Linked DNA regions of Mus musculus: region 2 is linked to region 1. The links are chromatin loops, found by intact Hi-C in ENCODE. Cell type or tissue: left cerebral cortex. All regions are shown on one strand. Each heading gives the region's core, and the rest is flanking DNA. Links, peaks and the distances in the headings are about the cores only. Region 1 overlaps Abl2 (v-abl Abelson murine leukemia viral oncogene 2 (arg, Abelson-related gene)). Region 2 overlaps Abl2 (v-abl Abelson murine leukemia viral oncogene 2 (arg, Abelson-related gene)).

The links. Peaks named below come from ENCODE experiments on the same cell type or tissue, not always from the same donor. Only the 100,000 strongest peaks of a DNase experiment are listed, where the experiment ranks them.
Region 2: a loop joins it to region 1, with 3.0 times the contacts of the local background. A loop is called at or near these places in 15 of 42 quality-filtered maps.

The regions. Positions count from the first base shown.
Region 1 is chr1:156,619,596-156,631,710 of GRCm38, reverse strand. It overlaps Abl2 (v-abl Abelson murine leukemia viral oncogene 2 (arg, Abelson-related gene)), which reads right to left. Exons shown (of 12, transcript NM_009595.3): 2 at 10,810-10,872; 3 at 9,056-9,226; 4 at 6,128-6,423; 5 at 1,586-1,858; 6 at 282-366. Among named protein-coding and RNA genes, the nearest start is that of Tor3a, 49 kb to the left of the region's middle. In left cerebral cortex, for the core only: a CTCF peak has its summit at 4,813 (motif pointing left); a DNase peak (open chromatin) is centred at 7,237.
Region 2 is chr1:156,566,144-156,578,258 of GRCm38, reverse strand. All of the region lies in intron 1 of Abl2 (v-abl Abelson murine leukemia viral oncogene 2 (arg, Abelson-related gene)), which reads right to left. Among named protein-coding and RNA genes, the nearest start is that of Abl2, 13 kb to the right of the region's middle. In left cerebral cortex, for the core only: no CTCF peak of the experiment used is centred there; a DNase peak (open chromatin) is centred at 5,127.

The sequences.
Region 1 (12,115 bases), core at 2,687-7,686:
ACTTGGGCTACTGTCTTTAACACCTGATTAAAATGAGAAGAGGGGCGCGCGCGTATGTGTGTGTGTGTGTGTGTGTGTGTGTGTGTGTTTGTTTGGAGGACTAACCCTAACTAAGACTTGATGCTTACTAGCTAAGTGTTCTATTCACCATAGTTGCTTTACATCTATCATTTCTACCACAGTGCTAAATCAAACTAGAACAAAACAAAACAATCGCCCTGATCTGAATAGGAAGCTGGGACAGGAACTCGGACCTATGAAGCCTACGGCAGGGCTCTCACCTAGCAGTTGTACTAAGTTAGGATGCTTGATCTCCTTCATCACTGCAGCTTCCTTCAGGAACTCCTCCACCTCCATGGTGTCTTCCTGTTAAAGGGAAGAGAAGGCAGGGTAAGAAAGACAAAAAAGGAGGTCAAAGCTTTCATTTAAGTCAACTCACAAGCCTACTGAGACATCATGGCTCAGTAGTTAAGAGCACTTGCTGCTCTTGTTCAAGAACCATATGGCTGGCAGCTCACAATCACCTGCAGTTCCAGGACTCTGATGCCCTCTTCTGGCCTCTCTGGGTTCTGCACTCACAGTAGGCAAAACATAGCAGGCAAAACATCCATATGCATACATATAGTATTTAAGTAAAAGATCATTTGAGTATTTTAACATATTACTTTAAGAAATTTTGCTGCAATCTAATATGCTCTATAGAAGAACAACTAAGAATAATGTCCTTAAATTTATCCAGTGTCAGACACTGGAATAAAAGTAAACAAGGAAGCAAAATTCAACAACTTCATCTTACAACTACCACAGCAGAGAGGACGGAGTGTCTGTTTCTGGTAGGTTGGTGTCTGATCAGAGCCCATGGTTCTTCTTAAAGAACAAAGCACATCTGTAGAGCCTTACTGCTTCCTTCACATTCAGAGTATGCTCAGTAAGCAGGGCTGACTGCTACCTATGATAGCTCACACCAATGTCCAGAGTGAGTGGCAACTCTGTGAATTTATAGGAGGACACTTAAAAAAAGAGACAGTAGGGTCAGGGAGAGGACTTCTGTGAGTTTAAAAACAAGATGTGATCTAGCTGGGTGTGGCAGTGACACCGGTAAGCCCAGCATTCAGAGGCTAAGGCAGGAGGATTGTGACTTGAAGGCCAACATAGACTACTTAGAGAGAGACCTTGTCATTTCTACTTCTACTAAAAAGGGCATCTCTAATTGTAAGGAGGAAGGGAAAAACAAAAGCCACAGGGATAGAGATCAGAACAGGGAACTTGTGATGTTGTAGATTACACATGAAGAATTCTGTCCAGCAGGGGTTGTTCTCAACAGAACTTATAATTTGCTTCTAAATTCTCACCAAGCTCCCTGTCAAAAGCCTCCAGAGACAAGCCTTTCCCCACACGTGGGTTGCACTGCAGACAATAATCTGCCCCTGCACTGTCAGCAAAGGCACGAAGTTAATCACCACCATTTGCTCAAGTGTTGGCACCAGTGGGTGGAAAGTGTTCCAGAGTTGAAGAAGGGCACACTGATCTTTCCAAGTGATTCAGTGCACAAAGATGCTTGGAAGCCTGGCTCTCAGCAACCTACCTTCAGTGTTTTCACAGCCACTGTAAGGCTGTACTTCTTCCAGACGCCAACGTAAACCTCTCCGTACTGACCGCCCCCAAGTTTGTGCTTCATGGTGATATCTGTCCGTTCCATTTCCCACTTGTCATGGATAGGAGACACGCCATAGACGGTTGGCTTGTTGCACTTCGGTGCTGGGTAGTGCAGCGTGGTCACTAGCCCATCAGCAACTGTGGAGTGGTGGTGAACAAGCTCTGCCAAGGTGCTAAAGCGGCTCTCAGCTGTCACGTACACCTGGAGAGAAGAGAACACTCAGCAACTGGACCAGAGGGTCATGTTCAAAAGCAAGCATTTCACTGCCGTCTGTCGGGGCATGAAGACAGCAGGAAGGGGATTTGTTTCTTTTTTCAGACTGGGTCTTAACTATGTAGCCCTGGGTATCCTTGAACTCATATAGATCAACCTGCCTCTGCCTTCAGAGAGCTTAAATTAAATGTGTGCACTGCTGTTCCTGGCCTGACTTTTGTTTATTTTTGAGATGAGGGTCTCCATTATGTAGCCCTGGCTGGCCTCGAACTCCTGACCCTTCTGCTTCCACCTCCAATGCACAAGGATTACAGGTTGTATGCTAGTGTTACTAGCGCCCCAGGCAGTTATCATAATTAAGGCAAAGTAAGTGTTAATTTAATGCTTAGGGTAAGAGAAATGGCTTAACCTCATTTTAATTATCCTTACTGTTCTTTCTAAATGAGCCTTGAATGAGAATGCCCAACATAGCTGCAGGGACATCAGGCACACGAGTCCTCAAACTGTTTTTAAGCAACAGGACTATACACTGTGTAGCCAGCACTCCAAAGACTCTGGAGGAGGAAAACCAGGGGTTCCAGGTCAGCTCGGGCTACAGCTAGACACAGTCACAAACAAGAGCTTGCACAGCCCAGACCTGAGAGAAATGATTAAACAGGCAGTCTGGAACTGCCTTCCAGGCTAATAGAGCATAATGTCACAATCCATTCAGAACATAAACTGACAGCCATTAATTTGGATATTGCAAGGTTAATATGGGTAAAATTTTGATTTAATATCACATAATTAATTATAAATTTTATTTATTTTTATAACACCCTTTAAGAATGTCTAGGCCATTAAAAAAGAGACATAATTGGATTTCAGAGTTATTAACAAGATGCTTGCTAATTTGCGATAATTAGTTAAATTATAAAATAAGATAGCAGCCTTTGGCTTTATCGTCTAAGGGAGTATGATTTATTTTTAATTAACTGACTAATTAATTTTCAGAGTTTCTATATATAACCTGGTCTCAAACTTGTGGTCTTCTTGCCTCAGTTTCATGACGGCTAGAATTCTAGGGTATGTGCCATTGTGCCCAGGCTGCTTAAATAAACAAACACTGTTTAAAACAGGCACATGAAAAGTTGTATTTTTATATATTAAATGTACATAATTCATAAGTGGAGAATGTGGTCTTCACAAAATAAACTCCCCCAGTAAACATCACCCACACCCAGGATGGCAAAATCACTAGAACCAAGTCCTTGCCAGCTGTTTACTGCTGCAAAGGTATTGCTGGAAGTGTACACAGTTTTCTAAACTGCACATAAAGGAAATCATAGGGCATGTGTTGTCTAGTGTTGATCTATAATTCACATGCTATATTTTAAGCTATACAATTCAATAGCTTTCAGGACATTTACAAGGCTCGCTAACCACCACTGTCTAACTCCAGCACAGTTACTTAGAGCTGTTAGGGATCACGCCCACACTCCTCTCCACACAATTCTCTGGCAAATACTAATCTATTGGTCAACTTTATGCGTACGAAACTCATCTATAGGAGACGGTAGAAAAATTCTCTGAACAGGGATGAAAAACAGGCATCTTAGACTTGGGGCTATATAGGGTTCCTATAGCAACTACTCAGGTCTGCTTAGAAATACAAAGTAGCTTCAGAAAATTCAGAAATGGATAGACAGCTGGTAGGACGGACTTGTGTCTATAGCATCGTGTTTATTTCTGTTTCTGTAGGAGATTCTATCTTAACAATATATCATAATTTATTAGTCAATTATGCTACTTGGTACTTCGATTGTGAGGCTATCATAAACACTGTTGCTGTGAATTAATGTCCTTGCATGGTCTGACACATCTGTGCGCTCGTTTTTGTTGTGCATGTGTTAGAGAGCAGATGTAAGTGTCCCCCACAGACTCATGCTGAAGAGCTCATGGGCTCAGTCAGTCAGCTGCTGCTGCTTCTGCTCCCTTTCTCTGCTATGGAGGGAGTAGCTCTGCTCTACCACACGCCACATGACCCCACCATGGTGGTCTGCCTGGCCACAGCCTACAGGGAATAGAACCATTGATAGTAGACTGAACTCTTTGAAGCCAGGAGTGAAAATTACCTGTTTCTTCACCGTTTCTCTGTGATATTTGTCACAGAGACAAACAAAAGCAAAACAACTAATAATGGCTGCATTTCTTCTTCTTTTTTTTGGTTTTTCAAGACAGGGTTTCTCTGTGTAGCCCTGGCTGTCCTGGAACTCACTTTGTAGACCAGGCTGGCCTCGAACTCAGAAATCCACCTGCCTCTGCCTCCTGAGTGCTGGGATTAAAAAAGTGCACCACCACACCCAGCCCGCATTTCTTCTTATATTAATTACTCTGATACCACTCACTTGGGCCACAAACAATATACTTATATAATGGTTAAAGGGGGGAGAGAGAGAGAGAGAGAGAGAGAGAGAAGAAAAGAAAAGAGAACTAATAAAATATTTCCTGTGCTGAATCAGCTCTCATACTTTACAAAAACTGTTTCATTTAATCCTTACAATAATCTCACAAAATGACTTAATAACAGACAAGGAGGAGACTGACATCACTTAGTGGTTCAATTCTCTTTTCTTTCTTCATACTTTACAAAAACTGTTTCATTTAATCCTTACAATAATCTCACAAAATGACTTAATAACAGACAAGGAGGAGACTGACATCACTTAGTGGTTCAATTCTCTTTTCTTTCTTTTTTCTCCACAACCCCCCCCCCCCCCCCGTTTCTCTGTGTAGCCCTGGCTGTTCTTGAACTCAGAAATCCACCAGTCTTTGCCTCCCGAGTGCTGCGATTAAAGGCATGTGCCACCACGCCCTGCAGTTCAATTCTCTTGAAGAGAGATTTCTCCAGCACCCATTCCAGTTCTGGGGATTCCAAAGCCCTCTTTTGGCCTGTGTGAGTATTACACCCATATGCACAAACCAGCCCATAGGAACACACAACATATTCTAGATACATCATTAATATAAATCAAAAGTCAATGAGGGCAAAGGGAGGAGGTATGGTGGTGCACACTATAATCATACACTCTGAATTCAGACAGGCAGGACAGTTGCTACAAGCTCATATCTGTATGTATGGTCTATATGGCAAGTTCCAGTACACAGAGAGATCCGATCTAAGTCAGCACCACTACCACCACCACCACCACCACCACCACCACCACCACCACCACCACCCCCACCCCCACCCCCACCACCCAAACTGAGACTTAAGGAAAGTCTCACAGCTAATAAATGATGGTGAGGTACAAAGCACAGCAGTTCTGCCTGCTCTAAGGCCGCATGCCCCTCCCACTTTGTCCACATGCCCCTCCCACTTTGTCCGTCCTACTGAGGGAGGAAAGGGGGCTCAACTTCACGAACCATTCAATAGAACAACTGGTTTAAGTTGGGAACTTATAATTTATGTTTGATTTTGTTTTAAAATGTAATTACTATTATTATTTTATATGTATGGGTGTTTTACCCACATGTTTGTGCACCACACATATACCTGGTGCCCATGGAGGTCAGAAGAGAGCACTGGATCTCCCAGAATTGGGGTTTCCGATGGTTGGGAGTCACCATGTGGTACTGTAAATCAAACCCAGGTCTCTGCGGCCCTAAAGAATCTGTGTAACACATTCACTCTACGCAGACTGGCTGGGCAATTCATCTATTGCCATTAGCACACAGTGATGAGAACAGCAGCCTCCAACACCCTCTCACTCTGTGACCTCTCTAGTGGACCGGAGTCTCCTTCCACAGGCTTGTGGTTGACTTCTAACGTCTTCTCTATGCACTTGGTGTGCGTTTATGCTGATGATTAAAACAGCTAACCTGTGTAAATCTCTTCAATCCTCAACTTCAAATATGACTTACCCTTAATTATCTACAACTTTTTTTTGTTTGTTTGGTTGGTTTTTTGAGACAGGGTTTCTCTGTGTAGCCCTGGCTGTCCTGGAACTCACTTTGTAGACCAGGCTGGCCTAGTACTCAGAAATCCGCCTGCCTCTGCCTCCCCCGAGTGCTGGGATCAAAGGCGTGCGCCACCACACCCGGCTTATCTACAGCTTTTAACTGTTTTTTGAGTTGTTTTGAAATAAGCAAGCTCTAATATGCTAAATAGCCCAAACTCACCAGGTTAGGCAATACTTTATTTTATATCAGATATAAAAATTATTTTCTATTTTTTCCCTTCCTACTGAAGAGCCAGTCCACATGAACAGGTCTTACCTTGCTGTCTGTGGTGGTATTGATCCTGTAGTGATACACACGTCCCTCATACCTGAGAGAGATGGACAGCTGCCCAGGGCTGCTCTCACTCTCTCGAACCAGGAAGCTGCCATTGATTAGGCTGCTGAGGAGATACTCTGCTGCGCTGCGGGATACAGGTCCGTGGTACCAGGAATGTTTCTCCAGGCTATTAACTGGAGTGATGTAGTTGCTTGGCACCCAACCCTGTCCATTCTTGGAGCGAACTTCACTCCACTCGCCATTCTGGTTATAACCAAGGACTCGCAGCTTTTCACCTAGCCATCAAGTCATCACAGAAAGAAAGGCATGTTAGGACTGTCAGACTGCAGCAGTGTAGTGTCAAACTGCAAATCACTGAAAAGTGAACCAAGGACTTGGGTTCTTGCTTACTAACATCCTGACTGATCTCTACTCTGAGCAGCTTAACAAAAGAATGGTTTCTGAAGGATTACATATCACTTAAAAAGTCTTCCAGAAACGATGAATTGTATTAAATTAGAATACAGAATTTACTCAAATAGATAGAAAATGACAGTGACTGAGTGTCTGTGTGTGTCCCCCAAAGAGGGGTTGGGGTCACTGGAACTGGAGTAACAGGCAGTTGTGAGGTACCCAACATGGGTACTGAAAACTGAACTCCAGGCCTCTGAAAAAGCACTAAACGCTAACTACTGAGCCTTCAGCCCAGCCCACCTGCCCACCCTTTTCCTTTTATGTGAGTCTCACTTAGTCTAGACTGGCTCGCCTCAGACTCGTGATCCTAATTCAGTCTCCTGAATGCTGGACTACAGACATGTACTAACACTTGAGCAGTACTTACTCCTCAAAAAAACAACACATTTTACTTTCACTTAAAACAGATACACACACACACACACACACACACACACATACATACATAATTATTCATTGTTAATGAACAGGACATCATGTGAAATACAAAGTTACTTAAATTTTCAGATGATACCAAAGCAACAAAGCCATCAATATAAGCAAACACCTCCCAAGACCCTAGACTCAACCAAGAGTTTTCAGCAAGAAAACTGTTTAGAGGAGCAGTGGGGGCTGGCAAGGACTCTTAAAGCACAAGTGTTTCCAGGACTCGAGGTTTAAAAGTTCCTATTTCTCAGTTTCTTCCTGTTTCCCATAACAATGACTCACTCTTTGCCATTCCTCTAAAATTAGTCTATGGAAACAGAAAATAACTCTTAAGTTGGAACCCAAAATTCCAAACACTTGGTGAATCTTTCTATCAGCTTGAATTTCTTGAGGTTGTATTTATTAAAAGTAGAACTATCTAGTGTGGACTTTGACATACACTCTGCCCCACACCTGCAGCACAGACTAGAGCCAATGTTCATCTAAGGCCACTCTGCAGCACCTGACACTCGTCTTTCCAGGAGGTACAGCTTTTCTATAGAATTCACACCTATTAATGCTAGAGAGCAAAAAGAAGACACAGCAATCTGTAGTGCAGGGCACAGGAGGGCCAGGCCAAGGCTGGTGAGGAACAATTCAGCCTTCCTGTGGTAGCCAACTACATTTCTCCTGTGGCCTACAGAAACATTTATTAGAACGTGGCTTTCTCTGCCCTACATCATTTCACCTGACATACCTAACTATGAAAACACCCAGAGGTCTGTGTAGGAACTCTTCCATGTACATATTATACACTGTATATATATATATATATATATATATATATATATATATATATATATATATATTATAAGACATGAGTGTCTGGTATGGTTGTGTATCTACACAAATGTACAGGTGCACAGTAGCTAACTATGTGTCCAAAAGAACTTGCTAGGAAACTCAAGATATGTGTGTGTGCCTGCACAAGTGTTTATCTACCCTGCTGCTTCCTTAAACACTTGAACAGAACTGCTTACTACAGGCCATCATAATCAGGATAGAACCAAAACCCATACGATTTTGACACTACACCCCACCTCCCCTTATTTTGGTTAGAATTTTCTGCTCTGGAATTCCTGACTGCTATGGAAATGGACAGGGAGACAGACATTGAACCTATCAGTACAGGACAGAGACTCACTTTAGCCCCATTCTGGCCAACAATGTTTCTGCTTCAAGTATTTCAAAATGCTGGAATTGCAGACAAAAGCCACATGTTCAACACAAAACTTTTTTGAAAAAACTTTTATGTGTACAAATGTTTTGGCTATATGCATGCATGTATGTATACCATGTATGTGTGTGGTGCCTTAAGAGGCTACAAGAGTGTATCAGATAGTGCAGGTCACCACTGGGTGCAGGCAATTGAACCAGGGTCCTCTGCAGGGATAGAATAGCAAGTGCTCTTAACCACTGAGGCATCTTTCTGGCCCCCAAACTTTTCTTTATTTCAAGTAAGCTATCTCCAGAAAAGTAACTAAAGTAAGTGTTATTTTCTTTTAAAGGATAATTTTTTTCCTCTTAAAAATATAAAAAAGCAGGCCTGATGTCATACACCTCTAATTCTGACACCTGCCTCATTAATAACAACAACAAAGCTTTAGCATAAGATCTTTTTATTAATAAGAACCTGATATAAAAAGTAGGCATTTCAGGGTTTTTGAGAAACCATTGTCAATTATGATATAAAGGGACTCCTGGTCCCTGAGCAACATACTAAAAGTCGTTATAACTATTAACTAGTAAGACTTTACCAACGTTTTCTTGGTGAAGAAACTATCTTGGAAAACAACGATGAGAAAATGTTATCTAACCAGTAATGTTCTTAGTCACTGCTTTGCAAAGCCACAGAAGCAGGTAAAAAGAAGGATGACCCAAAAGTGCTTGAGCACAAGTCACCTGGTCAGTGTCAGCGGCAGAAGCCAGCACGTGGCGCTTCATGTCTCAGCCTAGGAAACTAGAAAGCACAGTTCAGAGATGTCTCACCTTTAGTGATACTGAGTGTGTTATCACCACTTGCCACAAAGTCATAAAGTGCAACAAAGAGATTAGGGTCACTCTCAGTGGCTCCCAGCAAGTTCTCCTTGGAGCTCCACCTGATCGCTTCATTCAGTGCCTGAGATTCAGCATCACAGCCAAACGGGCGGTGCAAAACTTCTGAAAGACACAAATGAGAAAGGTATCCAGTGAGTGAGTCAAACAGCCAAGAATTCAGAGCTCTGAGTGAGGGCTGCATGTGAACTGTTGGTATACACTTAGGCTCAGAACGTTACAAAGACTAAGCCAAGAGTTAGTTAGGTCATCCTCTACGGACTGTACAGTGAATTCCTCTACGGACTGTACAGTGAATTCAAGGCAAGGCTGAGCTACATACAACTCTATCCCAAAAAACAACACACACACAAAGAGTTGGCATAGGTGCTATTATTTCCTGGGCTTAGGGCAGCAACTGACTTGTTGAAACTGTAATACTGTAGTCAAAGGAAAGACCATAACCAGAGAAGTTAGTTCTGGTTTATATGCATTCACCTAAATCAGACCTAAATGAACAACAAAGATGCAGCTCTCTAAAAATGAGAAAGAAAACTTACAAACAGTAAGCTAGCTTTATAAAGCACATGTGATACACTGTTGTGTAATGACCTGCAGCTCTGTGGAGGTGGGGTGAGTTGAGTCTCAAATGGCTCATACTGGCCTCAGTCTCAAGCTTGCTATGACCTGAGGGTGGCCTTCCCTCCTCATCCTTCTGCCATCTAGGCAGTGCTGGCTTGACAGGAGGGAGTGTCCTTCACCCCTGGCTAATGTGGTAATGAGCTGAAATATGGATGGTAAAGTTAAGAAACCCTTCTAAGCTAGGTGCTTGCTTTATGCCTTCATACAAAACAAAGCAGGGAAAGTAAGTTTCTCAAGAAATAAATGTCTTACATATCAATATCATGTATATACAAATAACAAATACAGACACAGTGCTTGGAGCAAGATTAATCCTGACGCTCTCTGCCTAAACAGAAACACATCTGAATCAGGCATGGCCGCTCGCACCTGTAATGCACCACTCAGGGGACTGAGGCCAGGAGGTTGAGGCCAGCCTAGATTACAGAGTGAGACTTACCTTATGTCAAAAACAGTAAAGAAAGAAAAAGAAATACATTCTAATTTATTACAGTACTGTTAGCATCCAAAATACGGCTTTATATTATGATAGCTTACATTTCTTCATTTCTTTAATTTTTAAAAAAACTCTGATCTCTTTTCCTGAGCAGGGGATTTTTGTAAACTATTAGTGACTTAATCAAAGTTCTAAATACCATCCATGTACTTCTGAGTTTGAATATGCACACCAGCTAAGACCTTGTAAGATCTGTTTCTTTCTTAAGGCTTTTGAAGTTTCTGAATCTAATCTTATACATTTGTTAAAAATTACCCGATTCTCATACCCTAGTTTGGTTATGCAAAACAAACAAACCAACCAAAACCAAAACCAAAAAGAGCCACTGTTCTCTCAGGAGCAATGTTCTTGCTTCAAGGGGCTGTGTTAAATGGCTGCTTGCCGAGGCAAACAATCCATCTGTCTGTGTCATATAACATTTTCTCTTATGTCTCCTTCCTAGTTTATTCAAAATTGATTTTGCCACATTTGAAGGGAAAAGAGCTTGGCATCTGCGATTTCCTTGTGTTTCAAGTCATTCCCTCTTCTCCATCTCTCCTTCAATGCTTTGTTCAATGCCCACAGATCTCACCTGGACTACTGCCTCCAGTCTTGTCTCCCTCAAATCCATCCTCCACACAGCTGGCAAAGTGATCTATTTAAGACAAAAATTGGACATCACTCTTGAGCCCCTTTAAGAGTTATTCATCAGACTCCTGGTCTCCTTGTTTCTGGCTTTCAAGTCCTTTCCTGAGTTAGGCAGTCCTACCTCTCTGCTTTACCTCTCCCCACCCCACACTGTAAGCTTGACTGAGACTGCCTCCCACAGCTGGGCCTTGTCCACGTACTCCATTACACCTGTAGTGGCTTCTGTGTGTGTGTGCGTGTGTGAAGGCAAGAGAACCTCAGTGTGACTCCCCATGAGCTCCCCTCCTTCTGGTTCAAACAGGTGTCTCATCCAGTAGGTTATTCAGGCTGAACCCCCCAGCACTGGAATTCAAAGTATGCCACCATGCCCAGCTTTAAAACCATAGGTTCTGGAGCTCACACTCAGGCCCCCATGCTTGAAGGCAAGCCCTTGACTTAAGAGCCATTTCTCCAGCCCCTTCTCCTCGCTTTTCTCTGATTGGCTGACCGTCACTTTTCAACACTCAGCAGTTCCCCTGTGAATCTGCAGTCTCCACACAGGCCTTTCATTCCCTTTGTTCTCCAAAGAGCACTGCAGCAATGCCTTCTCTCTGCAACTCTTCCCCAACCACAAATGTATTTCTTATGAGTAACAATCACGTGTTTTCCAAAGGTTCCATAATCTGTACTCAAGAGCTATTAGTTGTATGATACTCAACTTATAAAAAAAGTAAGCAATAGGAAACAATGAATTATGTCTTTAATCTCAGCACTGAGGAAGCAGAAGCAGGCAGATTTCTGTGAGCTCCAGGTTCCAGGCTATTCAGAGCTATAAGGAGTACATAGTGAGACCTCCCTCTCCCCCCCAAAAAACAAACAATAACTACAAAGCAAACTACCCATTAACTAATGTTTAGAACTTAGGTTTCTGTGGCATTTAGAAGATGCTAAAACCAACATAAGCCCAACGAAGGCAAAAAAAAATAGCAAATAGCACATCTCTGTTATTTTGTGAAACCCAACAACTTCAAAGGTAAGATCCACAAAGCTAATTTACATAAACATAAAACTGTCTTTCCTGCTGAAGGATAGCAATCACTAATGACACTGTTGGAATTTACCAAGCAAAGCTGCTTTCCATTCCATATCTTACTTCTAATCTGCTCCTCCTCATGCTAGAATCCTCCATCTCACTCAATGGTAACTTTATATTTTCAGGCACTACAGCCACAACCTTTGTGACCATTTATGACTCCATTCTTATTCTCAGA
Region 2 (12,115 bases), core at 2,651-7,650, 53 kb after region 1:
CCACCACCACCACCACCACCACCACCACCACCACCACTACCACCACCACCACCACCACCACCACACACACACATCCGTCTGTTGTCCCTGCTCCCTTTGCCTTCGTGGACAGATCTCAGCCGACACTCCACGAGGGCAGGGAGTCACTAGCTAGCACATACCTGTAATCACACTATGACTTAATAGCAAAGAGATCTAACGTTACAAAGAGGTGGAGAGCTACGACTTATCATAGCAAAAGAGCACAAAGCATAATCATCAGAACCACTGGCACGATGGGAGTTTAGAAGAAAGCAGGCACTCTTCCAAAAGGATGTAGCTCAGCAGTAGGGCACTTGATCAAATGGTGTCTCCAAGGCAAGTTCTCTTATTTCACTGGGAGGCAGGAACAAACACCCTCTTCCTATTCTCTATCAAAATTTCAGACTCCCAGAAAGAATGCAGATGCCCAGAATCAACCACTTTGTACAGTTTAGTAGACTGACTGATTCTTTTCAGACCTGAGAAAGGAGAGAAACTTCCAAAAACTCAAGTTCCCACATAGCCAAGTGCCAACTTGCAAGCAGCTTTTTCTAAGGCTGTTTGTCATATGACTTCTTTTGGGGAAGGGGTCCAACTAAGGTCTCCCTTTTGGAAATAACATGGGGGATTTGTTATGGTTTGAGTGATCCTTATTTTCTGGCCAAAAAGAAATAACAAGCACAGTAGTAGAGTCCTTGCTTAGTGTGCTTGAGGTCTTGAGTTCAGTCCCCAGCACCACCACAAAACACAACGCAAAACTCACCACTATTTATCGACATTTTAACTTCAATTTCCTTTACGGAGATTTTCATAATATCTATTTATGGTCAACTTTTAAAACTTACAAAATATAAATGTACTAGATACAATATGAAATTATAACATTCCCTACCCATAACAAGGCAGGAGATCTTTAATAATTTAAGGTGGTAAAAATTGAATCTTCACTTATTAGGAGAGACATCACTTGATACAACTTAGTATCATCTACATCAAGAAGGTAACGATTACTGACTGTATTTTTTAGAGAATAAAAAGGTATGCCTTATTTCCAGATTTCTACTTTGTGAGGGTTGACAAGGACATTTACAAATTACAGACTAACACTGTGGGAGTGCCAGTCCTGTGTAAATCACCACCTAAGGAGGAGACACAAAGCCCACGCTTCCTTCTTGAGGAAAATTAAATTCATGACATTTTCAAGGAAAAGAAATTAAACTTATGACACTTTTAAGGAATAGAATATTACCTTGCAGTCTTCCTCCACACTGTTTTCAATAGTTGCCGATGCCTTACTTGGACTAAGTATGTTCTATTCAAAGAGTCACAGGAATACCTCACTTGAATAAAAAGATGTGGAAGATGACTTAGCAGTTAAGAGCACTTGATGGCCTGAGTTCAGCTCCTGGCACTTGGGATGGGTGGCTCACAACTGCTTACAAGTCCAACTCCAGGGGATCTGACACATTCTCTAAGGGCACACACACATAGCATATACACAGACATAGACACAGACAGACAGACAGAAAGACACACACACATACACACAAATCTAAAAGGGGAACAGAGCTAAGCTATCAGATCTGAGTACAAAGTTCATAATCCCAGTTTATTGGGAAACTTGGGAAAGTGTAAGAAGGTGGAGCCCCACAAATTCCAGGCCAACCTGAGTTACAGTTACTTTCAGCGCAGCCTAAGCTACTGAGTGAGATGAGAAGGTAGGGACAAAGGCATGCCGTGGTGGCACCTACCTATAATGCCAGCACTTGGGAGATAGAAGCAGGACCATCAGAACTTCAAGGTCATCTTTGGCTAAATAGCAAGTTCAAAGTCAAAGCCAGCCTGGGTTCCATAAGACCCTGTCTCAATAATAATAATAATAATAATAATAATAATAATAATAATAATAATAATAGTAACGATAACAATAGACAACACGTTGGCTTTGGTTATTATATCAAATCAAGTGGCTCTGACTCCCAGGACATCAGTCACTGAGCTGTACCCTGAAATGACTGCTGAAATGGTCACTGCTTGCCTCTGTAACCACTTCTGTTACTGTGCTCTGCTCCTTTATAAACTGCGCTCTGCAGGACAGAGGACACAGCCTTCAAGAAAAATGTGACCTAAGGGAGGACAGAAGTAATAATAAAAAAAAGTTAAAGAAAAGCATTAATATCAGTGTGAGGACTATTCAGAGGGGCTCTAAGATGATTATGGCAGCTCAAGCCTGTAACCCCAATAGCGGTGAGCCTGACACAGAAGACAGGCTCAAGCACAAGGCCAGCCGGACTATAGTATGAGGTCAATGAACACTTCCTCCTTCACTCAAGAACTCTAGTTTAAAACGTTCGCAATTAACAAAGTGATAAAACATTTATCCCGAAATTAAATTTACTCTTTGTTTCACTTTGGTTGTCAATACCAGTGAGTGACAGCAGAGCTTTAATGACTGTCCTCCAAGGACACAGGGCTAAGGGTCTGGTTCCAGTTTTTGTTTACATTCTCTCTGATGTAATGAAAAGTACTTTGCTAGAGAAAGGGTAGCAAATGCCTATGGGGTTTTTCCCTAGTGTGGAGACAAAGCAAGATCCCTCTGCCCTCTTATATTCAGAACTGAGGACCCAACTCAGGGCCTAGAAAGCTCTACCACTGAATAAAACACCTAAACCCCCAAAAATATCTGAATTTTATTTTTGAAAAATCCAAGAAAATGTTTTCATTCTTCTGTTGATTCTATGCCTTTAAAATTCAGTAATTAAAAATAAATACAAATGGCCAGGCAATGGTGGCAATGGTGGCACACACCTTTAGCCCCAGCACTCAAGAGGAAGAGGCAGGTAAATCTCCGAGTTCAAGGTCAGCCTGGTCTATCGAGAGGCTCCTGTTCTAGGACAGCCAGGGCTACCCAGAGAACCCAGTCTCAATTTAGCTGAGCAATTTAAATTCAGCTCATTTAGATCCTGATCATCATATTATGGTACATATTGGAAAAGTCCAATAAAACAGTGAGATCCTGGTACATAATTAAAAAGGCAAATCAACATAACAAGAACAGAAAGACAAGAAATAGACTCAAAAGCACACAGCATGTTGTACAGGTTGTGCATGCTTACTCCAAAACACATGCTCCTAAGTTTGAAATGACTCAATATCCCAAATGCTTCTTTTTTGTTTGTTTGTTTTTGTTTTTGTTTTTGTTTTTCGAGACAGGGTTTTTCTGTATAGCCCTGGCTGTCCTGGAACTCACTCTGTAGACCAGGCTGGCCTGGAACTCAGAAATCCGCCTGCCTCTGCCTCCCGAGTGCTGGGATTAAAGGCACGCACCACCACGCCCAGCTCCCAAATGCTTCTTGAAAAATAAATAAATAAATAAATAAATTTTAAAAAGCAAGTTTCAGACTTTGGATCATTGCAGGTTTCAGAATTTTAAATCAGGGATCCTCAACCTGCAGAATCTGTACAATCTATGCAAGGTCCAAAAGCTCCCAAATCTGAAACACTTGTAACAGCACCAAGTATGTTGCTGGATAAAGACGCTGTATGCACAAAATAAGCATTCAATGGTGGTTGTACTAAAATCCTCACCCTTTCTGTTAGCCACTCCAACTCCATTCAGATAATCCAGAGCTGTAATAGCTCATGTACCTAAAGTGATAGCCCACATCTTTCACTGGAGCGCTGTATACAACCTAATAATAAAATTCACCCATACAATGAGATGACATATATCCTTGGGGGGGGGGGGTACTTAGGAGATGGTTCAGCTGGTAAAGGCAGATTGGGGGTCGGGGGGCCTCAGTGGCTAGCTAGCCTAACCTAACAGGCAAGCCTCAGGTCCCAGTGAGACCTGTTTCCTGAAGAACACCAAGGCTGACCTCAGAGCCTAACACATAAAAGGAGTCAAGCATGGTTCACACAACTGAGAAGCTGAGGTAAGAATAGCATCATGAGTTTGAGGTCAGACTAGGATACAGTGAGAGATCCTATCTCAGAAAAGAAAAGGCAAGAGGGTTATAGCTCAGTGGGGAAAGTGTTTGCTGCCACAAGCCTGGCACCCTGAGCCAGGTTAGCTTACGTTGTCAATTTAACACACCTCAACTGAGAAACTGCCTCCAAGTGATTGGCCTGTGGGCATGTCTAGGAGGCATTTTCTTGATTACTAATTGATGAAACAGGCTCCAGTCCACTGTGGGTGGTACTATCCCCAGGCAGGTGAATCTGCACTGCATAAGAAGGGAGCAGAATGAAATTAGAACCAAGCCAGTTCCAGTTCCTGCCTCAAGTTCTTGTCCTAGCTTTCCCTGATGATGGACAGAAACCTGTAGGCCAAACATCCTTTCCTTCCTCAAGTTGTTTTTAGTTAGTGTTTCATCACAACATAAAGGAAGAAGACAGCCAACTCCACACATTCAGTGGACACACACATCATGCATACACTAATAATAAATTCCTGATGTGGAAGAATCAACCAATATAAATTAAGGGTAGTAGGTAGGAGATAAATCGAAAAACGGTGTATATGTTCCCACTAGTCTAAAGTGGAGGAAGAAGGGGACACAACACAAGTGAGATATCTTGGGAGAAAGACACTTGCCACCAAGCCTGATAACCTGTGTTTGATGTCTGGAATCCACTTGGAAGGAGAGACCCCAACCCTCAAGTGACTGAGGCTGACCTCCACCATGGCACACATTACCCACACATTTACTTACACAACAAGTAAATAAATACAGAAGTTTGACAAATAAAATAGAGAAGGGTAGTGGCTATATATGCACATATAGATACACATGTGTGTGTGTGAATATAATGTGCTACCACATTAACACAGCTGGAAGAAGAGTGCAGAAATACCAAGACCTGCCAGACCTTCTGAATTCAAGTGGTTAAAATCACTAGCCCTTCAATAAATAAATCATTTACAGCTTAAAAGAAATACCAAGCCCTTCAGCAGTAGGAATAAATGCCAAAAGAATATTTTAAGAGTTATAATAAAGAAGAGCCAAGCAACCATTAAACCCTACAGACAAGCCAAAACTGAGAAAGCCAGCTGGAGGGAAAGTACACCAGACAGATGCACCGAGCAAAGACACCAAAACCCTGCAGTGCACAATAGGAAAGGCAAGTACTCAGACTTGACTCTCATAGCACGCCAGCTCCAGGCTTGCACCAGGCTTTGCCTGCCCACTCCAATGATCCCTGCCCTTTACAGAAGTGCCTCGATTCCCAGCACCTTTGCGCTTAGCTCTACTGGCTCTCCATTTCTTTTCTAGCTTAGCTACACAAGAGGAGTGTTTTTAGGATCATTTTAAAATATGCTTTGTCCCTTTTGGGAGGGAAGAAGGGGGGAGACAGGGTCTCCTGTAACCAAGTATGGCCTTGCATTTACTAACCTTAAACTCTTGATCATCCTGCCTCTACCTCCCAAGTGCTGGTACCCAGCTCTTTGTAAGAGAGGAATAACTGATTCCCCCAAGTGAAGTGCCGAGCAAACACATCCAATCAGAAAGTTGGTTTGGGGGTGGGGGGGTTGTACATGCGCTTAGGTATACATTTAGAAACATGAAAATTAAGCCAAGGCACAGAATATATCTAAATATGATACAATATGTTAATACCTCAAAATCATCTCGGCCTTAACACTTGTCAGACTGGGGGGTTTTTTTGTTTGTTTTTGTTTTTGTTTTTTTCCAGACATGGTTTCTCTGTGTAGCCCTGGCTGTCCTGGAACTCACTTTGTAGACCAGGCTGGCCTCAAACTCAAGAAATCCACCTGCCTCTGCCTCCCAAGTGCTAGGATTAAAGGTGTGCGCCACCACTGCCTGGCTTCCCCCCCCCCCAATCTGTTTTTAAAAATGCATTTTGGAGAGCTGGCTCAGCAGTTAAAAAGCACTGACTGCTTTTCCAGAGGTCCTGAGTTCAATTCCCAGCAACCACATGGTGGCTCCCAACTATCTGTAATGGGATCCAATACCCTCTTCTGGTGTGTCTAAGAGAGTGACAGTGTACTAATATATAAAAATAAATAAATAAATCCTTTTTTTATTTATTATTATTTTTAATTAGATATTTTCTTCATTTACATTTCCAATGCTACCCCAAAAGTCCCCCAAACCCCCCCATTCGCCTCCCCCACCCCCACTCCCACTTCTTGGCCCTGGTGTTCCCCTGTACTGAGGCATATAAAGTTTGCAAGACCAAGGGGCCTCTCTTTCCAGTGATGGCCGACGAGGTCATCTTCTGATACATATGCAGCTAGAGACACGAGCTCCGGGGGGGTACTGGTTAGTTCATAATGTTGTTCCACCTATAGGGTTGCAGATCCCTTTAGCTCCTTGGGTTCTTGCTCTAGCTCCTCCATTGGGGGCCCTGTGATCCATCCAATAGCTGACTGTGAGCATCCACTTCTGTGTTTGCTAGGCCCCGGCATAGCCTCACAAGAGACAGCTATATCTGGGTCCTTTCAGCAAAATCTTGCTAGTGTATGCAATGGTGTCAGCGTTTGGAGGCTGATCATGGGATCTGAAGTGCTTCAACCAAAAAAAAAAAAAAAAAACCAAACCAAACAAATAGAAAACAACAGGAAAAGCAGAACTGTATGTAACTCGGGTAGAACACTTGCCTGGTACATGAGAGGCCCTAGATTCAATCCCAGTGCTACACGCCCACAAATAAAATAACTGTAATTTGTCAAAAGTTTTAAGTACTAACAACTATTGCCTTCTGAGTACCTAACATGTACCACGCACTCCGGGAATTTTACACATAACAGTTAATTTCTTACAACAACTTTGTCAGGTAGGTACTCCCAACACTATTATTTTATTGATGAGGGAAAAAATAGGCACACAAGAGAAAAATAACTATATCTTCCTAAGTGTCTTAAGGTTCTAAGTTTGTTTATACCTAAGTCAAGCTAACAAAATCATTAATTTAATAGAGAATTTTAAACTCATCCAGTCTAACACAAAGCCTGTGCTATTAACAGCACGCCTTACAAATGGTACAACCAGATGTAGTGGTGCATGCCTTTGAGACTGGCACTTGGGAGGTGGTGAAGGTATGTCTCTGTGAGTTCGAGACTAGCCTAATGGAGACTAGCAAGCTCCAGACCAGCCAGAACTACACAGTGAGACCTTGTCTAAAACACAAATAGTTTACAGCTTTATGCTGTAATTGCAAGGATCCACCAAGAAACCCCAAAAGCCTCAAGAACATAAGTATAAACTGGACGTAGTTTTGGTGCAGTTTTCTAATCCCAACACTCCAGAGGCACAGGAGATGGATTAGGAGTTCGAGGCCAGTTTGGGGTGTACAGTGAGGTCTAGGAAGATCACTTAATCAATGAAGTGCTTGCCAAGCAAGCATGAAGACCCGAGTTCTGACTCCAGCACCTATATAAAATGTCAGACCAGGCAACACACACTGTAATGAAGCACTAGGAAGACAGAAACAGAAGGACTCCTAGGATTTGCTGTCCTGCAAGTCTAGTCAACTTTTCAGACTTTGTCTCAAAAAATAATGAGTGGAGTTTTGGCCCAATGTTAGAACACTTGTCTAGAAAATACACATATGCATGCACGCACACACACACACACCAAAAACTAGACAAATGCACGCAAAAGCAAACAACAATGAAAAGAACTTTAAAATAAAATTTTAAAAATCTGTTTAAAGTTAGAAAAGCCACTTTGTTAAGCATGTCACTCGCCACCACCCCTTCCTTCACTGGGGACTGAATGTGGGGCTTCACATCTGCTAAGGAGCTCTACCATCAGGTCTCAGTGCCCGTGCTGCTTGGAAACTCACTCTGTAGCCCAGACACATCTTAAACTTTGGCTTCTTCTGCCTAAACCTCCAGAGCTGAGGGGGTTTACAGGTCTCTACCACCTATTTTTATCCCAAATTGTTTAAAAGAAACGTTATCTCCTGATACTAATTATATATGCTTGTTTTATTAAGTTATCTTAAGTCTAAAAGCATGAGACTAAAATCATGTAACACCATTTCTACAAACTAGTATCAAATAAACTAATCCATTCACCTTTAATAAATGATATGCCACACGCCCCCTTCTGTATTATGATAAAGGCTTTAGAACAACAAGCAAAATGTGTACTATCTCCTAGGATGGCAGAGAACTAAAGTATACAAAAAATGTAAAGTCAGGCTGCTTGGGGCTGGGGGTGCAGCTCAGCTGACAGCACCTGCAGCTGCTAGAAGCCACTCCTATACTAAGTCCCCATAGCCAGGTGTGCTTGCACACTGGTGAGCCACTCTCAGTGACACACCGAGTTCTAGGTTGGCCTGGGCTACAGGAAAGTCTGTCTAAAGAGGGGATGTGGGGTGGGGAGTCAAGCCAATGGCCGGAAACAATCTCTAAGTGAAACATCCTTGTGTGTAAAACCAGAGGATGTACACCTCCCAGAGTGTCTCTTACTGCTCTGCCTTTTGTTACAATGATAGAGTAAGAAGAGTGACTTCCGTCCTCCCTCTCCTCCTCCCCGTCTAGTAACAGGCTGTCAGCTCTCAGGCATTGGTCTGCCTGTCTGCAAATCAACTTTATCAAAATCACAAATCATTTTTGTTGTTTTTTTGGTTTTTGTTTTGTTTTGTTTTTTCAAGACAGGGTTTCTCTGTAGTCCTGGCTGTCCTGGAACTCACTCTGTAGACCAGGCTGGCTTCGAACTCAGAAACCCGCCTGCCTCTGCCTCCCAAATGCTGGGATTAAAGGCATGCGCCACCCCTGCCCGGCTCAAAATCACAATTCTTCAGGTTTCTTCCAGTTCTAATCCTTTACACTTCTAAGAACCAAATCACAATTAAAAAACAACAACAACAACAACAACAACAAAAAACAACCAATAACCTTCATACTTGCTCTTAAGAAAAAGAAAAAAACAAACCAGAGGGAAATGTGGAGAAATCCAGAGATTTAAAGCAATGACCCAGATGACAAGCTCTATAACTAGTCACAGAGTTTAAGACAGCATCTTCGGGCTAGGAAGACCGCTCAGCAGGTAAAGGCTGCCCAAGTCTCACGACCTGGTCAATGCCTGGGATAAAAGAGCAGTTGTCCTCTGACCTCTACACATGCATCGTGGTGCATATGCTAACCCCAAAATAAACAAATTAGCATCGGGGGGAGGGTATAAGGGACTTTTGGGATAGCATTTGAATTGTAAATGAAGAAAATATCTAATAAAAAAATTGGAAAAAAAACAAATTAGCATAAAATAATAAATGTTGGCTGACTACTGGTCTCCCAAACTTTAATAGGGCGTGGTAGAACATGCCTTCAATCCCAGAACTCAGGAGGCAAAAGCAGGCCAATCTGTGAGTTTAAGGACAGAGGGGGACAGAGTTTTGCTTACAGAGGGACTCCAGGACAGCTGGGACTACACAGAGAACAGGGGCCGGGCAGGCACAGTTACTACAGATATATGAGGAAAAAAAGTTTGGAGAAACAATTTGAAGTTGCTACAAAAGATGGCAAAGACCTCCCCAACTTGCAGAGCCTCCTGACATGCTCACAGTGGTAGGCTGACAGCAGCCAAAGACATTTTTGGTTAGATATCCAGCAATATCTAGACACATTTCGGATGCTACAATTGGAAGCAGAGTGCTACCGACAATTATTTGGTAGAGAAAAGGAGGCTATACATCCTATATACCGGTTCAGCCTCCATTACAATCCTTCCTTTAGCTCGAAATATTATGGAATTTGAAAGCCTCTTAACAGCTATTGTCATCACAGTGACAGTCCTGGAAACTTAAAAGCTGAGCCCAAGAAATTAACATTATATGGACTGTCCTATTCATCAGAGAAGAAGGTTAAAAAATAGTAAGTGTAATATGAACTGAATTAGAAAGGAGAATAAAATGAGCAAACAGAAGCCAAAACAGGAAACAAAAAAATAAACACTAGCTGAGCTTTTAGCAGCCCTCCACTTCCTGGTTCTGGACGGGCCTTGCTGCATTCCTGTCTTTGAGTTCTCTACCTGGCCAGTGAGCTTTCTATGGACTGCTTAAGCAGATCTCTGTTTCTTATACCTAGAGTCCTGCCATCACCCACCACCCACAACAACCGCGAAAGTAGCTAGAAGCTGCAATTCTCTGAGCATGGAAGAAATGAGTGCAAGCAAATCAGCAAAGAATGTGAGAAAATTTATTAATTAAAAAATTGTGAAGACATCAATGTGAATAAATTTATACTATAAAGTCATGAGAGAAAAGGAAAACAGAGAAATAATCAAAACGTCTTAAACTTGAATAACAACAAACTCCAACTCTGGTATGTGTTCATCCTTAAGACAAACTCTTCCCACCCCTTCCATACCTTTACCATTTAAGACAAAGAATTTTAAAGACTAAAAATGAAAAGCTGGGACAAAAATATAACTCATTGGTAGTACACTTGCCTAGCATGCACAAGGCATTTCCAGAACCAAATAAATCCCACATACTGCCAAAAGGAACAAGGAATAAGCAGGGGATGTTGGCTCACGCCTATAATCCCAGGACAGAGGCAGGAGGATTGTTCCGAGTTCACCACCAGCCTGGGCTACTCAGTGAGACCTTGTCTCAAGAAACAAAATGAAACAAAAACAAAACAAGCAAACAAAACCAAAGCAGCCAAAAAACTAAACAAAACCAAACTACACTAAACTGAGTGTGTGACCTAGTGAGACTTGAGAAGGAAACAACCTACTTGCTCAGAGCTGAAAACACCTTGACAACCACAGTGCATCACTAAGATGACACTTATTTTTGAACACAGTTAATAATGAAAACAAAAAACAAAAAAAAAAACCTTGAAGTAATCAGGTCAAAGAACTTTTAAAAGCATTAAAACTTTTCTAAATAACAAGGCCGATTATGGAACATAATAAAAATTTTAATGAAACAGATGATAAAGATAGACTTTTGTAAAGCTTCACTTGAAGACTTAAAAAGTCAAGCATGGTTGCTCACTCTGAAACCCAAGGTAGGAGGGTTGGCTAGAGTTCAAGGCCACCCTAAACTACATAATGAGTTCCAGGCCAGCTAGGGCTACAAAGTAGGATTGTCTCAGATATATATGGTAAAATATAGTTAAGCTAAAAATAGGCCAATTGAGATGGGAGGAGCATAGTAAGAAAATAAAGGCAGATTTAAAATACATTTTTTAAACCACCAACAATACAAAAAACACTCAAGTTTGTTTCAAAGCACCTCCACTGACTATAAATTATGTAGTATAATGTGACAGATATCATATAATCCCAGACAAATGGCTGAGGTGCCTGTTTAACATATCAAAGCTGGCCTGGCCTCCAGGTTCTCCCAGCATCCCTCAGTCCCTACCCATTACAGGGTTTCTTTCCATCCCAGAAGCGAGGCTACTATCCTCCCCTCAGAGGCTCTGTCCTATATAATACAGATATTTTGATTACTAGCCCTTTTTGAACCTTTGACTTCTGGGCTGCTGCACCTGGTCCCCCTTTCCGCATATGGCCCAGCTCAGAGTAACGTCCACCCTGGACTCTCATCTCTGACTCTTGCTATGCTCTCCCACATACCTATAATAAACTCTCTCCTCCACCATACCTAGGAGCAATCATGTCCTCTCCTTTTTATTTCTTTTTTTCATTCAACTATCTGTACAACGAAGATACATAAATACATACATACATATGAAAATGTCAGGGTGAAAACCATTTATTTGTATGCTAAAACATTAATTTAAAGGAAAAAAAAGTGATTGTCTGTTTTGTGCCCATAGATCCGGGCTGGAGAGATGTTCAGTGGTTAAGAGTAACTTTCAGAAGACTCAGTTCAACACCCAGCACCCACATGATGGCTCACACCTGTCTGCTATACCAGTGCCCTCTTCTGGCCACTGTGGGCACTGCACACATGTGTTAGATACGCATGCAGCAACATACCCATAGACATAAAACTAATTAAATCTTTTTTTAAAAGTTTCAAATAGCCAGGCAGTGGTGATGTACGCCTTTAATCCCAGCACTTGGGAGATAAAGGCAGGTGGATTTCTGAGTTTGAGGCCAGTCTGGTCTACAGAGTGAGTTCCAGGCCAGCCAGGGCTACA